Linked DNA regions of Homo sapiens: region 1 is linked to region 2. A link is a loop called in an ENCODE intact Hi-C map of the cell type or tissue named here. Cell type or tissue: dorsolateral prefrontal cortex. All regions are shown on one strand. Links, peaks and the distances in the headings refer to the core of each region. The heading gives the core; the rest is flanking DNA.

Region 1 (8,272 bases), core at 273-8,272, 80 kb before region 2:
TTATCCTCAGAGAGGCAGGTTCAGGAAGGCTGGGGGGTGAAGAATAGAGACTTTTTAATATATATATATATAATTTTATAAGTTCTGCTTTGCTCTTTGTGTTTTTAATTTTTAAGTTTTTTTTTTTTTTTGGCAGAGATTTAGATCTCGCTATCTTCTCTGGCTGGCTCAACATGGAAGGATCCCAATTTTGAAAGAAAAAGCATGTGAGACACAGAACAGGCGAGAGAGTGAGGGCCCGGCATGCCCCCAAGTCCCCCCCACCCTGCTTGCCGCGAGGGCTCCCCAGTACTCCCCACGGCAGCCATCGCTCTCTCGCCAAACAAAACAGAAGCCCCCAAACAGAACAAAATGGAAAAAAAAAAGATTTTTCACAGATGAAGAAGTTCACATTCATTCGATTCATTGAGCCTGCGGAGAGGGAAGAGATAGGAATTGGTCACTACGGGGAGGGAAGGGTGGGAGACTAGGGGGCGGAAGAGAGGAGGGGCTGGAACACCGTGGGGGGGGCCAGGAAGCCCCCTCCCAAACCTGCGCTGGCTCAGGCTGGAAGGACGTGCTTGTTAACTGTCTAGCCAGGTGCTCGCGGGACTCGCTGAAGTCACGCTGCTCCCTGATGGAGAAGGAGGGACAGAGCAGGAAGAGAGGAGAGGGGCCGCGGAGGGCGGAGGCGCTAGGGTCGTAGGGGAGCTGCCCTGTCTCCGGAGGGCGGTGGCTCCCGGCGCAGCACGACGACATGAACAATCCAGAGATCATGGTGTCCCCACAACACCCCTGTGAGGTAGGTTGGAAGGTGGCAACGATCTTCACGCCCACTTCACAGACAAGCCCGGGACACAGGCAAGCGCGAGCGCATGGGAGGCTGAGCCCGGCGGGGCAGGGGCCTGGGCCGCTCCCCGCGTCCCCACCAGTCCCTGCCAGAGCCAGGCCGCCTGCAACACAGTCACTTGGACACAGGAAAAAAGATCATGGGTTTAAAAAATAAAAGAATAAAAAGAACAAAAACCAAAAAAGTGATGCAGAGAAGGGGAAAAAATAGACGTTTTCTTCCCAAGTGGCCAGATTGTGAGCGAGGTGGTGGCGGCCGGGCCGGTGCCCACCGTCCGCGCTGTCTGCCTGCCCCCCGACTCCCCAGCAGTTCAGAAGTCCCGCCTGCGAGTCTCAGCGCTCCCCAGCATCACGACAGCGGCACACAGGAACAAGCAGCCGGCGCAGGGAGGCCTCTTCGTTTAACCTCTGGACCCAGCGAATGCTTCCCTGGCGGTGCGTGGGGACTCCCGGAGACCTCCGGCCACACGGCCCCCGCTGCAGGCATCAAGGGCACACCCCGCAGGGGAAGGGGTTTCCGGCGCTACCCACTAAGGCAGGATGGACGGTGGCCGGGGGTTGGAAGGAGAAAGGAGGAGGAGGAGGGTGGCAATTCCCACTTGCCTGCTGCTGTCCCTGCTGCGTGGGCGGCGGCTGGGGGCCGCCAGGACCTGGGGTCTGTCCGTAGTAAGCGGCCTGCTGTCTGTAATATTCCGCCCAGGCGGCACTGTAGTCTGGCTGGGAGCCTGGGGGAGCTCCTGGACCCCCTCCGGTGGCCACTTGCGCTGTGGGTGGACAAAGGCAGGTGAGAGGCTGTGGGTGAGGGCTGCCCCTGCCCCTGTCCCCGCATGGTGGCCACTCACCTTGCTTCTTGTAGTACTCCTCCCAAGCCTTCGTGTAGTCCTGCTGTGGGGGTGCTCCGGGCTGCTGGGGCTGCTGGCCTGTGCGGGCGCCGAGACAGGTCAGAAACCACTCCCCCGGCAGGGCTGGAGCCCCCCCGCCACCCTGCAGACTCACCGATCTTTTTGTAATACTCTTCCCAGGCCTTAGTGTAGTCCGACTGGCCGGTGGGTGGGGGCTGAGGGGGCTCACCCTGAGCCGGTGGGGCCGCAGGGGCCGGTGCGGGGCCGGGGACGGGGCCCGGGGGCTGCTGGTAGTAGTGTGAGTAGTAGGCGGCCCACGCGGCGTTGGGGTCCGCGGCCGCTGCAGCTGCTTTGCCTGCAGGAGATACCTCGGGTGAGACGGGGGGACAGAACAGGGCCTGCCCTCCGCCAGGTGGCCCATCACTTACTTGGGTCATGAGGAGCAGGCGGCTGCCACTGGGGGTAGGTATTGCCCCAGCCCTGGGGTGGGTACTGGTGAGGAGGGGGCCCCCCGGCACTGCAGGAGAGAAGAAAGGGATGCTTGAGCAGTGGTGCGGGGGTGGCCGCAGCCGGACCACCTGGGGTGGGGATGTTTTTCAGTGGGGAGGCGCCAGAGACCCAGACCACCAGGCTCAACGGGGCGCCTGGGAAAGGCCTAGACAAGAAGCAACTCGAAGGACGCGCAGCGTCAGCTTGAGGACATGAAAGAAGCCGCGAAACTTGCACGTGCACAGAGGGATGCTGAAAGGCACATGCTCTACCAGTAGACAGGAGAGGGCCTGTTGATGGTATCCACAAAAATGGGCTGGATGAGGCCCCCCGCCTGCACTTCTAGGGAAAGGGAAATGGGGTCTGCTATTCTTCTTGCCAGCTCAGTAAGCCCCCGGCCTCAAAACCCAGGAGGCAGAGGATACTCACTGTGGGGGAGCCCCGGGTGGCCCCTGGTTGAAGGGCCCAGGATTGAAGGGCCCCATTGGGCCAGCAGGGCCTGGGCCACCTGGGCCTGGTCCAACTGGGCAGAGAGGACCCTAGAAGGAAGGAGAGTAACCAAGGTAAGTGGGCTGGGATCCGGGCTGTGAGACCAAATCCCCAGAGCCCGCCCCAACCCACCTCGATCTTTTCCTCGATAAGCTGCTTGGCGTGGTCAATCTGCTGGGGTGAACCCCGGATGATGAACAACTTGAAGTTGGGGTCCCCGTTGGGTGGCAGCTGCCGGGAGATCTCTACGAAGGCTCCCGTCTGCTGGTTTATGGCTTTCACATTCTCGCCACCTGCAGAAACGCAGAAGGTGAAGGTGGCCTGCAGTGATGGCCCAGGGAAGAGGGGGCAAGGGATAGGGTGCAGGGGGCCACACTCACCTCGGCCGATGACCAGCCCACACTTGTGAGTGGGGATGGAGAAGGTCATCTCCCCGCCAGGGGGACCCCAATTGCCTTGGCCTCTTCCTCGGCCTCGGCCCCCCGGGGGCATGCCTGGACCCCCTGGAGGACCTGGGGGACCACTCTGCAAGACAAGAGGAGGAGGAGGATGATGAACCCTGGAAGCCGGTCTGGTCTTGCACTCCCCTGGAGGCCCTGCCAGCCCCTTCAGCACCCGGGGCCACCTACCCTGAGGCTCTGGAGGAGGTCGTTGATGATCCGGGCTGCGTGCTCGCACCTGTCTGGGGGCCCCATTATATGAGCAATCTTCTCGGGCCCTGTCCCGTCATCTGAGGCCAGCACCGAGAGAGCAGAGACACAAGTTTAAAAGAAGAGCCCACCCCAGAGCCCTGCAACGCCGCCTCCAGCGCAGACACCACGCCGGCCTGAGATCTCAGACGCGCTGCGCCGCTCCCAGCCTCCACTCGCTCAGGGATTGAGGGGGAGGCGGCCCACATTCCCAGAGAAGGAAACCCACGGCCAAGCCAGGAGGTGGCTCAAGCTTCTTCCAGCACACAGCACCCCCAGCACTGAGAGATTTTACAGAACAATAAATCTCTGAAAAGCCAGAGGGGCCCTTCTCCCCACGGCAGGCAGCTCAGAGACTGCCTGAGGACTGGCAAGAGCCCAGAGCTGAGGTGGAGTGCCCTGATCCAGCCTGCGGGGCACCCAGGGCTGTCCTGTCAGGATAGGCTCCATCGTAGGGGGAGGAAGAGGAGATCTGATAGGGATAGGAACACACGTTCCCCCTGGATGTGGAAAGCCCTCATGTGTCTGTCCCAGAGAAGAGAAGGGACTGGCCATGTTCTGACGGCTGGACTAAGAGCCGTGAGGTGCTATGGAGGCCACCTGGCTGACCACGGTGCCCAGCTCCCTCAGAGCCTGCCTCCCAAAGAGGGTGGGGGTGCACTGGCCAGGGGCAGGGTGGGCCAGGCCCTGACCTTGCTTGAACTGTATCCGCACGCCAGCATCATTCTGGATCTTCTTGATCATCTCTCCACTCCGGCCAATGACCACGCCAACAGAATGCCTGGGCACTGGCACCTGGGGAGGGAGGCAGCAGCGTCAGCTCGGCCCGCAGCTCTGCTGCCCTCTGCTGCCCACTGGCCACAAGGAGCCACTCACCCCGGCCCCTCCCTCCACTGGCGGGGGAGAGGGGGGTGAAGGCAGGGCCCACACTCACATCGATGCCTCCGCCAATCCGAGATCCGTACTCATTCCGGTCCCCAAAGCCGCCTTGGTCACGTTCCCGGAGGATGTCCATCACCATCTCACAGGCTTGCTGCAAACACACAGGAAGCAGCCCCCATGGGTGAGCCCTGCTGCCCCACACCCCCCCACCTCCTCGGGGGTGCGGGCCTCAACTAAGGACCCACGAACCCTGGGTGAGCCCAGCACAGCACCCTACTGAGCTCTCTACCTGCCACTTTAATGGGGAGGCACTACCAGCAGCCCCGTTTCCAGATAAAAAAGCAGAAGGTCAGAGGTGAGGCCGGTGCCTCACACACACAAAGCTGGGAGTCAGTTCAGGGCCATCCTACGAGCCAGCGCTCTTGCAAGCCTCTTGGTGTTATGACCGACTGTTCACATATCTCTCTGGCGGAATGCAGACCCCGAGACCGCTGGCCCTGCCCACCTGCCCGTGCCTCTCCAGAACCCCCTCCACCACCCCAGGGCGTGCTCACCTGCACTTTGTAAGGATCCCCAATGATGCGGAGAGGTTTGTCCACATTCGTATTCTGAGATCCGTCCTGAATTAAGATCATCTTCACTCCAGCGCGTTCCTTTACAAGCAAGGTTAACCGTTAGTGCTGGGCTCTCCCAGGACTTCCTGGGCTGCTGTGGTGGTGGCGGTGGGGTGTGGCACACGGATGCAGAGGAAGCTGCCCAGGTGCTGCCCTCACCTGCAGCTGCTTAATGGTCTCCCCGCCCTTGCCAATGACCAGGCCGGCCTTGCCCGCGGGGATCATGATCTCCTGCACGGTGCCGTTCTGGCCCCCGTTGGCGTTGTCGTGGAACTGTCCTGGGGGGCCCCCACGACCCCGAGACACAATGTCATCCAGCATCATCTTGGCTTTCCTGGGAAGGGGAGGAGCGGGGGATGAGCGGGTGCCACCGCTGGAGAAAGGTACTGGTCTGGTGGCCCACCCAGCTCAAAGGGAAGGCGACCCCAGAGTGTGCAAGGATGACAGGGAAGAGGGGCCAGTCACAGGGGCTGTTCAGGCTCCAGGTTCCCCAGGTCTTGGGCTGCCGGGGAATCAGCCTCATGTTAACATGGCTGTCTGGAGATGGGGGCAAGAATGGAGGACATGGCGTGCAAGTTGCTCCCAACTTTCAATTCAAACGGACAGAGCAGGCTTCTGCCTGCCCCCCACATCACAATGAGAGGCCCTGTGGGGACTTACTGGACAGATTCTGGGGCTCCTGTCAAGGACACACTGCGCTCGGGTAGGCCACCGCTGTCTGAAAAGAGGAGATAGAGTCAGTGCCCTCCCTGGCCCACAGGCAGAGAAAGGCCTGCCTTGGACACGAGGAAACTTTCAGAACAACCAAGGGCCACTTCTGTCCCATTCAGTGCCTGACAGATCAGTTTACTTCCCCTAAACACCTGGGAGGCTGCTCGATGCAAGGCCAAGGTTGGGAAGAGATCCCAGAAGGGAGGTAGGACTTTAAGGGAAAAGGATGAGGTGGAGGGAGTTGCAGATTCCAGAAGGTCCAGGAGCCGGCCACCCCCACTACCAATGATGACCAGAGCCGCTTCTATAGACAACACGTGCTACACGCCCAAGGAAGCCTCAGAACCCCCTACCCAGCAGGCTTTCTGTAGCTCAGGACTCTGAGATTCGAAAGGTAACTACATTGCCTGAGAGCAGATGTGCAGCCAGAACCGGGATTTGCTCCTGGGCCTGACCTCAGAGTGACCCCTCTGTCCAAGGCACCACCCTGTCTCACGCAGTCTTGCCGGGGTGCTTTCACCCACGCGGCAGGTCAGTGCAGTGCGTCGAAGCTCGGTGTCTGGAACCAGGCCCCTGTGCGAAATGCTAGCCCTGCCACCTCAGTCCATACCCACCCACTGAAAATAAAAAAAGTCACAGCTGTGCCCCGTGGGCAGTACTAGTGGAGTGAGATACTGCACTGAGCCTGGTCCGTAGTAAGCACCAACAAGCGCCAGCTCGCTTCCTGTCCACAGTCCCCGTGGAAATTAAGTAATTAAAGGAAAGTGCAAAGGGCCCAACCCTGGCCCCCACTCTGGCAGGAACCTGACGCTCTTATACCTGGAGAAATCTGTACTTTGCAGCCTGAATCCTGTTGGATTTTGTTAATTTGTTCACCTCCTCTGCCAATGACTGGATGGAGAAAGAAGGAGAAAAGCAAAGCGTGATGAGGGAAGGGAGCCCAGGCCTCAGGAGACTGTGTGGCCGGGGCCCCAGCCCCTCTGACGTTCAGGAGGGCAGCAGTCCTCTAGAGAGCTCCTGTCCTCTGCCCAGAGGGGACGAAGGAGGGACAAATGAGAACAGCACATAGGAGCCCTCTCAGACCAGGGCTTCTGGGCTGGCAGGAGCTCACAGGACACTTCCTCCTGGGGAAGAGTGGGCCTCCCCACCCAAGGTGACCCACACTCACTCAGGCCCACCATGCCGTCTGGGACCCTGTACTCTTCTGTCATTGAAGTCCTGTAAAGAGACACGCCAAAGGTCAGTCCTCAAGTGGGAAGGGAGGAGGACAGCAGCTCTGGAAGGTCTACTTGAAGCCAAGGCCACCATAGGTCTAAGCAGAGTCTGACCACACAGGCCACAAAACTGCCAAGGCCTCAGTTTCCCCATCTGTGCCCCGAGAGGCTTGCTCTGGGCATTGTGGGCCTTGGCCTGGTGCCGTCCCATTGATTCAGGGCGAGAGGGAGCACTGAGTAGCAAGCTGACAGTCACTCTATGTCTCTCAGTTCTAAAAAGCTGGCTGTATGTCCTTTTCATCTTATTTTCCTAGTATTTTATGAAACTACTGGCCCATTAAAAACAAACAAACAAAAAATGACCCCTGACAACTGCCCTGTGTCAGGTTCACCTCAGTCCATCTGGTGGGGCAAAGAGGTGGCAAAGAGCCCTGAGCTCCACAGCACTGAGTGGGATGGGCACTTGCAGATGTGTGAGGGAGGGAAGCAAGGCCCTCCTAGCCTCTTCCAGGAAGACGACATTTGTGCTGCTCAGAGTCCCCACCCCAGCGGAGGAAGCCATAGGGTGCGGAGACCACCCTATCACTACAGTGACTGCCACGACGCTCCCCTCCCACAGCCCTTCAGACAAGGGGTACGAGGAACGGACACAGCTCCTCTGCCTCATTCCCGTCTGAGCACTCTGGTCAACTGGCACTGGGGGATAAAACCTGAGAGATGTGCCCCCAGTCAGAGCCCTCCCAAGTCAGCAGAAAGGCCAGTCTGCTGGCCAACAGACAAGAAAGCAGTGTGGGCCCCACCATGGCTTACCTTGGGGGAGGATGGATGGGTCCAAGTTGAGAACTGATTGCTGTAGAGAGAAAACCCAAAGCAAAGACTGGCTTAGCTCCTCCTCGGGCACTTGGCACTGCCTGCCCCGGGTCAGTGGGAGCTGAGCCCGGCACCACGGTCCCCAGCCTGCTCCAGTGCCTCATGGATGCTGTGGATTCCTCCCCATAAAAGCACAGAGCTCATCTCCCTCAATTTCAGGGTTCCTGGGATCCCTCAAACGTATGGGCCCCAGAATGAAGCACCAGGGGCCTCTGTAAAGAGCTGCCACCTCCTCAGTGCTTCCAGCTCCTGACTCCTGAAAACCTCAACCCTCTGAAGCCACATATCTGCCACCAGACCCCCTGGACTTACAGTCTCCCTGGGAAGCCAGCTTCTTGCTCTCCGGTTGATCTGGGAAAGAGAGAGGATGGCAGATGCAGCACCCACCCACCCACGGCCGCCTCGAACCTGATGCTGGTGCCACATGTCCAAGGTAAACAGTGCCCCTCGGCCCCCACCCTTAACAGGAGCTGAGACAGGAGCCCAGGAGAGACTGGCCCCTGAGGGAGGCCAGACCCCGCCAATTCCGCCACCAACGCTCAGAGTAAAAAAGCCTTCAGAACACGCAACCACCACCAGGCACCTGAGTCCTCCCGGTTTAGGACAGGACCTGCCTCTAGCAGGGAGGGTGTCGTGGATAACAG
Region 2 (8,273 bases), core at 274-8,273:
TTTTTTTTTTTTTTTTTTGATACGGAGTCTCGCTCTGTCACCCAGGCTGGAGTGCAGTGGCGCCATCTCAGCTGACTGCAACCTCTGCCTCCCAGGTTCAAGTGATTCTCCTGCCTCAGCCTCCCAAGTAGCCGGAACTATAGGCGCCTGCCACCACGCCCAGGTAATTTTTGCATTTTTAGTAGAGTTGGGGTTTCACCATGTTGGTCAGGCTGGTCTCTCCTGGCCTCAGGTGATCCACCCACCTCAGACTCCCAAAGTGTTGGGATTACAGGCATGAGCCACTGCACCTGGCTCCTTTATTTATTTATTTAATTATTATTATTTTTTGAGACGGAGTGTCACTCTGTTGCCAGGCTGGTGTGCAGTGGCGTTATCTTGGCTCACTGCAACCTCTGCCTCCCAGGTTCAAGCGATTCTCCTGCCTCAGCCTCCGGAGTACCTGGGACTACAGGCGCCCACCACCACGCCCTGCGAATTTTTTTATTTTTAGTAGAGATGGGATTTCGCCATGTTGACCAGGCTGGTCTCTCCTGGCCTCAGGTGATCCACCTGCCTCAGCCTCCCAATGTTGGGATTACAGGTGTGAGCCACCGTGCCCTACCCCTTTACTTTCTTAATAAACGTGCTTTTACTTTATGGACTTGCCCTGAATTCTTTCTTGAGATCCAAGAACCCTCTCTTGGGGTCTGGATTGGGACCCCATTCCTATAACAGTTGTGGGGGGATCCTGGGGGAAAACATACGATCCCATTTTACAGGTGGGAAGACCGAGGCTGAGAGAAGGCAAATGGCTTAGTCAAAACCTCAGGGTTAGTGGGTGGCCTAGCCTGGCCCGTCTGATCCCTCCCCAGCACGCCCCCCATCCAGAGATGAGATGTCATCGGTACCCTCCTCCATCCTGTAGAGAAAAGCCCGCACTTGCTGTAAGAGAGGAAAGAGGGATTCGGCAGAAACATCCATGACAACAATTAATTTATTTATTGAGGGTGAGGCAGGGAAGCGGGGAGGGAGGGTAGGGGTGACCTCTCTTCCTCACAGGCACCAGGCCTTGTTTCTCTCCCAGATAAGCTAAGGTCGGCAGGGGCTGAGGGGAGTGAGGCAGGGAGGATGCATGGGGCCTGTGGGAATCAGAGAGAAGCTGGGGTCAGAGGTAGGAGCTGACGCTGTGGGGGGTGGGGGGTGAAAGGTGAGGCAAGGTCAAAGGTGAACTGCAGCTCGGAGGGAGGGGTCCAATATAAACCAGGACTTGCAGGTGTAGAAGTAAAATGGGACTCATAGAGGGTGAAAGAGAAGTTGGAGTCAGAGGGGATTCAGAGATCAAAGAGAAGTTGGGGTCAGAGGTAGGAGCTGGGGCTCAGGTGGGGGGTTAAAGGTGAGGCAAGGTCAGCGGTGAAGTGCAGCTCAGAGGGAGGGGTCAAACATAAACCAGAACTTATAGGTCTAGAGGTAAAATGGGATTCATGGGGGGCAGAGGTCAAAGGTGAAGCAGAAGTCAGGGGTGAAGGAAGGTCTGCAAAGTTAAAGGTGCGGTTTCCAGAGTCAGAAGGGGTGAAGCGGGGCTCCTCCTGGGAATGTCAAGGTTGGAAGAGCTCAAGGGGGTTAAAGATAAATTAGGGCTCAAAGGGGAGCCAGGGTCGGAGATGAAGTAGCCAGAGGTAAAGCGAGCTCCAAAGGTATTGTTAGGGTCAGCGGGGAGTCAGCCTTGGAGGGAAAGCGGGGCTCTAGGGTTCAGAGATGGGGGGCCTAGCGGATCAAAGGTCAGAAGCCTCGAGGGGACAGGTGGGAAGCGATGGGAGCAGCCTAGGCCACCTCCTCCTCCGCCTCCTCCTCGAACTCGCCCTCCTCGGCCGTGGCGTCCTGGTACTGCTGGTACTCAGATACCAGGTCATTCATGTTGCTCTCGGCCTCGGTGAACTCCATCTCGTCCATGCCCTCGCCCGTGTACCAGTGCAAGAAGGCCTTGCGCCGGAACATGGCCGTGAACTGCTCGGAGATGCGCTTGAACAGCTCCTGGATGGCCGTGCTGTTGCCGATGAAGGTCGCGGCCATCTTCAGGCCGCGGGGCGGGATGTCGCACACGGCCGTCTTCACGTTGTTGGGGATCCACTCCACGAAGTAGCTGCTGTTCTTGCTCTGCACGCTCAGCATCTGCTCGTCCACCTCCTTCATGGACATGCGGCCCCGGAACACGGCGGCCACGGTCAGGTAGCGGCCGTGGCGCGGGTCGCACGCCGCCATCATGTTCTTGGCATCGAACATCTGCTGGGTGAGCTCGGGCACCGTCAGGGCCCGGTACTGCTGGCTGCCCCGGCTGGTCAGGGGTGCGAAGCCGGGCATGAAGAAGTGCAGGCGAGGAAAGGGAACCATGTTGACGGCCAGCTTGCGCAGGTCGGCGTTCAGCTGGCCCGGGAAGCGCAGGCAGGTGGTGACCCCGCTCATGGTGGCCGACACCAGGTGGTTGAGGTCCCCGTAGGTGGGGGTGGTCAGCTTGAGGGTGCGGAAACAGATGTCGTAGAGTGCCTCGTTGTCGATGCAGTAGGTCTCATCCGTATTCTCCACCAGCTGGTGCACAGACAGCGTGGCGTTGTAGGGCTCCACCACCGTGTCTGACACTTTGGGCGAGGGCACCACGCTGAAGGTGTTCATGATGCGGTCTGGGAACTCCTCGCGGATCTTACTGATGAGCAGCGTGCCCATTCCGGACCCCGTGCCACCCCCCAGCGAGTGGGTCAGCTGGAAGCCCTGAAGGCAGTCGCAGCTCTCGGCCTCCTTCCGGACTACGTCCAGGACAGCGTCCACCAGCTCTGCGCCCTCCGTGTAGTGCCCCTTTGCCCAGTTGTTGCCGGCTCCGGATTGGCCTAGAGAGGGAAGGGGAGGGGACACACATGCAGTTATGGGGAGCCCCAACCCTTGACTCTGTCTCTCCACCACCTGGAGGGCCTCTAGTAGTTGAATACTAGTAACTATCAAAAATAATAACAAATAGCCGGGTGCGGTGGCTCACACCTGTAATCCCAGCACTTTGGGAGGCCGAGGTGGGCGGATCACGAGGTCAGGAGATCGAGACCATCCTGGCTAACACGGTGAAACCCCGTCTCTACTAAAATTACAAAAAAAATTAGCCGGGAGTGGTGGCGGGCGCCTGTAGTCCTAGCTACTCGGGAGGCTGAGGCAGGAGAATGGCGTGAACCCAGGAGGCGGAACTTGCAGTGAGCCGACATTGTGCCACTGCACTGCAGCCTGGGCAACAGAGCGAGACTCCGTCTCAAAATAATAATAATAATAATAATAATAAATAATAACAATTATAGCCAGGTGTGCTGGTGAGCGATCGTAGTCCCTGGCTACTCGGGAGGCTGAGGCAAGAGAATTGCTTGAACCTGGGAGGAGGAGGCTGCAGGTAGCCAAGATTGAGCCACTGCATTCCAGCCTGGGTGACGGAGTGAGACTCCATCTCAAAAACACACATACACACAAAACACTCCCCCGCCCCCTGCCTAAAAAAAAACCAAGACTGGGCACAGTGGCTCATGCCTGTAATCCTAACACTTTGGGAGGCAGAGGTGGGAGGATTGCTTGAGCCCAGCAGTTCAAGACTAGCCTGGGCAACCTAGTGAGGCCATGTCTCTACAAAAAAAAAAAAAAAAAAAAAAAAAAAAAAATATATATATATATATATATATATATATATATATATATATAAATTAGCCAGTCATGGTGGTGGCACACCTGTAGTACCAGTTACTAGGGGGGCTCAGGTGGGAGATTGCTTGAGCCCAGGAGTTGGAGGCTGCAGTGAGCTATGATCACACCATTGCAGCCTGGGAGACAGAGCAAGACCCTGTCTCTAAAACAAATAAATAATAACAATAAAAAGATTAATATTTAACATCATTATTAATAATAATATCATTTTCAGGCAGGGTCTTGGTATGTTGCCCAGGCTGGAGTACAGAGGTGCAATCATGGCTCACTGCAGCCTTGACTTCCCAGGTTCAAGTGATCCTCCTGCCCCAGCCTTTTGAGTAGCTGGGACTACAGGCTTATGCTACCAGATCTGGCTAATTTTTGTATCTTTTTTTTGTAGAGGTGGGGTTTCGACATGTTGCCCAGGCTGTTCTTGAACTCCTGAGCTGGAGCAATCCACCTGCCATGGCCTCCTAAAGTGCTGGGATTACAGGCGTGAGCCACCATGCTTGGCCTGTGTTTTCTTGTTAATCATGTTTATTGTCTGCAAGCTCACTGTGGAATGCAAGCTCCCGGAGGAAAAGAATCAGTATTAGAATATTGGCCAGGCGCAGTGGCTCATGCCTGTAATCCAGCACTTAGGGAGGCCGAGGCGGGCAGATTGCGAGGTTAGGAGATCGAGACCATCCTGGCTAACACAGTGAAACCCTGTCTCTACTGAAAATACAAAAAATTAGCCGGGCGAGGTGGCGGGCGCCTGTAGTCCCAGCTACTCGGGAGGCTGAGCCTGCAGTGAGCCGAGATCGTGCCACTGCACTCCAGCCTGGGCGACAGCAAGACTCCGTCTCAAAAAAAAAAAAAAAAAAAAAGAAGAATATTGGCCAGGCGTGGTGGCTCACGCTTGTAAACCCAGCACTTTGGGAGGCCGAGGCGGGCGGATAGCGAGGTCAGGAGATCAAGACTATCCCGGCTAACACGGTGAAACCCCGTCTCTACTAAAAATAGAAAAAATTAGCTGGATGTGGTGGTGGGTGCCTGTAGTCTCAGCTACTCGGGAGGCTGAGGCAGGAGAATGGCGTGAACCCAGGAGGTGGAGCTTGCAGTGAGCCGAGATCGCGCCACTGCACTCCAGCCTGGGCGACAGAGTGAGACTTTGTCTCAAAAAAAAAAAAAATGGAATAAAAAAAAGAATATTGGCCGGTATTACTGTGAACAGCTAACGTTTTCTTTCACCCCTCATCTGTCTCCACCTTAGTTCAGCTCCAGCATCACCCTCCTGGATAAGTTCAATTCCCTCTGTCCTGGTCCCCTGGCTCCTACCCTTATCACCCAGTCTGTCCTCTCCACAGTACCCACGAGAGGACACCTGAGAGCAAGTAAGTCAGGTCCCGTCCCTCCTCTGCCTACAGCCCTCCATGGCTCCCACCTACCTTGGGGTCAAAGCCCAAATCCTCCCTGCAGGCCACAAGGCCCTGCCGGACCTGCCCCATCCCCTCCCTCACTCTGCTTCAGCCGCAGCTGTTACTCCAGCTTTCCAGGTGTGGTCCTGCCCTGGGGCCTTTGCACTAGTGGCTTGGCTGCTTAGAATGCTTTCCCCCCAGGTATTCACCTGACTTTTTCCTCACTTCCTTCAGGTCTCAGCTCAATGCCACATCCTCAGAGAAGCCACCTCTGGTCACCCCCTCCCTCCTCCTCCCGAGCCTGGTGGTTTAGACTGCAGATTCTCGGGACTGACAAGACAAACTGTGTGACCTTGGACAAGTGACTTCCCCTTTCTGATCTGTTGGAAGATTTCAAAACATAATGATGCAGTTTTGTGGCCGTGGCCCATCATAGGTCCTTGGGAAATGGCTGGGTGAAATCAAGATGAAATGAGATTGGCCAAATGGTGTGAGTGATTTCAGGAGGACCAGAGGGCTTACAGTTGGGCCAAGAGATTCTATGGCCTCTGGGTGGCCAGGGGGTGGGAGGAGCATTAAAAGTGTGGGCTCAGACCAGGCGCGGTTGCTCATGCCTGTAATCCCAGCACTTTGGGAAGCAGAGGCAGGCAGATCACCTGAGAGGTCAGGAATAGGAGACCAGCCTGGCCAACATGGCGAAACCCCGTCACTATTAAAAATACAAAAAATTAGCTAGGTGTGGTGATGCATGCCTGTAGTCCCAGCTACTCGTGAGGCAGGAGAATCGCTTGAATCTGGGAGGTGGAGGTTGCGTCACTGCACTCCAGCCTGGGCAACGGAGACTCCGTCTCAAAAAAAAAAAAAAGCGTGGACCTAGTAGTCAGACCCTCTCCTCTGGCTCCTGACAGCCCCAGTGGCTTGCAGTGTGACTTTCTGCAAGTGACCTAACGTCTCTGTGCCTCTGTTTTCTCACCTGTAAAATGGAAGTAAGAGGCGAGTTGCGGAAAAGATTCAGAGAGGCAGGACAGGTCCTGCATTTAGCACGTCTTACATGCTGGGAGTATTGGAGGCGGGTGGAGCCAGGGTGGGGACATGCAGCCAGCTGGAGCCAGGAAAGCTTTCCCGGAAGGATTGTCCCAGGGTGTGGACACCCCACTATCTTCACATATGCTGTTGCCTCCGTCTTAAACATCTTTCCTCCCTTCCATGCCCTTTGGCCAGTCCAAATCCTACTCACATTCTAGACTGCAGATAGTAATGAAAACAACGACAAATGCTTATTTACCTCTTTCTCTGTGTCAGGCATTGTTCTAAACTCTACACATATTCATGACTTTAAGCTTCACAATTTTTTTTTTTTTTTGGAGACGAAGTTTCACTCTTGTTGCCCACGCTGGGGTGCAGTGTCATGATCTTGGCTCACCACAACCTCTGCCGTTCAAGCAATTCTCTTGCCTCAGCCTCCCGAGTAGCTGGGATTACAGGCATGTGCCACCATGCCTGGCTAATTTTTTATTTTTAGTAGAGATGGGGTTTCTCCATGTTAGTCAGGCTGGTCTCAAACTCCCGACCTCAGGTGATCCACCCGCCTCGGCCTCCCAAAGTGCTGGGATTACAGGTGTGAGCCACCGTGCCCACCCTGAGCCTCACAATTCTAATAGCATTTTAGAATCCCTGTTTTATTTGATCTTTTTTAGAGATGGGGTCTCACACCATCGCTCAGGCTGGAGTGCAGTGGCACCATCATAGCTCATGGCAGCCTCAACCTCCCAGGCTCAAGTGATTCTCCTACCTTAGCCTCACGAGTAGCTGTGACTACAGGTGCACACCACCTCACTCAGCTAATTAAAATTTTTTTCTTTTTGTAGAGACAGGGTCTCACCATGGTGCCCAGGCTGGTCTCGAACTCCTGACCTCAAGCTCTCTTCCTGACTCAGCCTCCCAAAGTCCTGGGTTTATAGGCATGAACCACCATGCCCAGTGAAATCCCTGTTTTAAAGACGAGGAGGCCGGGCAAGGTGGCTCATGCTTGTAATCCAGCACTTTGGGAGCTGAGTTGGGTGGATCGTTTGAGTCCCGGAGTTTGAGACCAGCATGGGCAACATAGAGAGACCCACCTCTCTACAAAGAAAACTAAAAAATTAGCTGGGTGTGGTGGTGCATGCCTGTAGGTCCAGCTACTTGGGAGACTGAGGCAAGAGGATCACGTGTGCCCAGAGGTGGAGGTGACAGTGAGCCGTGATCATGCCACTGCACTCTAGCCTGGGTGACAGCAGGACAGACAGACCCTGTCTGAAAAAAAAAAAAAAAAGAGGATTTTTGAGGCCCAGAAAGGCTGAGGAGCCCATCCTAAGTTATCCATCTGAATCAACCCCTGGCAGAGCTTTACTTATTTATCTCCTTTGTGGCCTATCACCTTCTACCAGAATGGGAGCTGCACTGGGGCAGAGAGGGAGCTCCGGCTGTTTGATTCTTACCTGGATCTCCAGCTTCTAGAACAGGGCCTGGTATGCAGTGAGTGCTCACTGTTTGTTGAATGCATGAAGTGGCAGAATTGGGATGTGCACCCAGGCAGTCTGGTTCCGGTTCAGACCGTTGAATTAAAATGCCACCTCCTCCAGGAAGACTTCCCTGAATCCTTCTCTGTATCCGCCCTCCTCAGGGCTCTCACAGTGGCCTGAGCATCCCCTCATCACAGCCCTGGATGCAGGGCTGGTGCCTGGTGCCCTGTCCACCCCATCTCTGGTCTGTGGGCCCCGGTGGTGGCTGTTGACTCTGTGGTGTTAGCAGGAATAAGGAGGTTTTCCAGCCTCTGGCTCCCTGCTGGGGGACTCACCAAACACGAAGTTGTCCGGCCGAAAGATCTGACCGAAGGGGCCAGAACGGACAGAGTCCATGGTGCCGGGTTCCAGGTCCACCAGCACCGCTCTGGGGACATAATTTCCTCCTGCAGGGAAACAGATGGAGGGCAGTTCGATGCGTGCCAGGAACCACAGGCGCCCGGTAGCATCCTGTTCCCTCCCAGCTGCCCCTTCCCACCTGGAAGGTGCCTCCTTCGCCCTACCTGTGGCCTCGTTGTAGTACACGTTGATCCTCTCCAGTTGCAGGTCACTGTCCCCATGGTATGTGCCTGTGGGGTCGATGCCATGTTCGTCACTGATAACCTCCCAAAACTAGAGAGAG

The links. Hi-C counts contacts between places; a loop is a spot of excess contacts. Peaks named below come from ENCODE experiments on the same cell type or tissue, not always from the same donor. Only the 100,000 strongest peaks of a DNase experiment are listed, where the experiment ranks them.
Region 1: a loop joins it to region 2, with 2.5 times the contacts of the local background. A loop is called at or near these places in 11 of 110 quality-filtered maps.

The regions. Positions count from the first base shown.
Region 1 is chr19:6,413,710-6,421,981 of GRCh38, forward strand. KHSRP (KH-type splicing regulatory protein) reads right to left here. Exons shown (of 19, transcript NM_001366299.1): 3 at 7,941-7,979; 4 at 7,569-7,608; 5 at 6,713-6,762; 6 at 6,364-6,435; 7 at 5,494-5,551; 8 at 4,993-5,167; 9 at 4,774-4,872; 10 at 4,272-4,370; 11 at 4,030-4,132; 12 at 3,278-3,378; 13 at 3,029-3,173; 14 at 2,781-2,941; 15 at 2,589-2,698; 16 at 2,099-2,187; 3 more. The coding sequence ends at 1,315. MIR3940 (microRNA 3940) reads right to left here and starts at 2,802; the gene lies at 2,701-2,802. In dorsolateral prefrontal cortex, for the core only: a CTCF peak has its summit at 4,216 (motif pointing left); a DNase peak (open chromatin) is centred at 4,202; H3K4me3 peaks cover 712 bases; H3K27ac peaks cover 2,196 bases.
Region 2 is chr19:6,493,361-6,501,633 of GRCh38, forward strand. It overlaps TUBB4A (tubulin beta 4A class IVa), which reads right to left. Exons shown (of 4, transcript NM_006087.4): 2 at 8,155-8,263; 3 at 7,927-8,037; 4 at 959-2,861. The coding sequence ends at 1,804. Among named protein-coding and RNA genes, the nearest start is that of TUBB4A, 4.8 kb to the right of the region's middle. In dorsolateral prefrontal cortex, for the core only: no CTCF peak of the experiment used is centred there; no DNase peak of the experiment used is centred there; H3K4me3 peaks cover 5,969 bases; H3K27ac peaks cover 3,662 bases.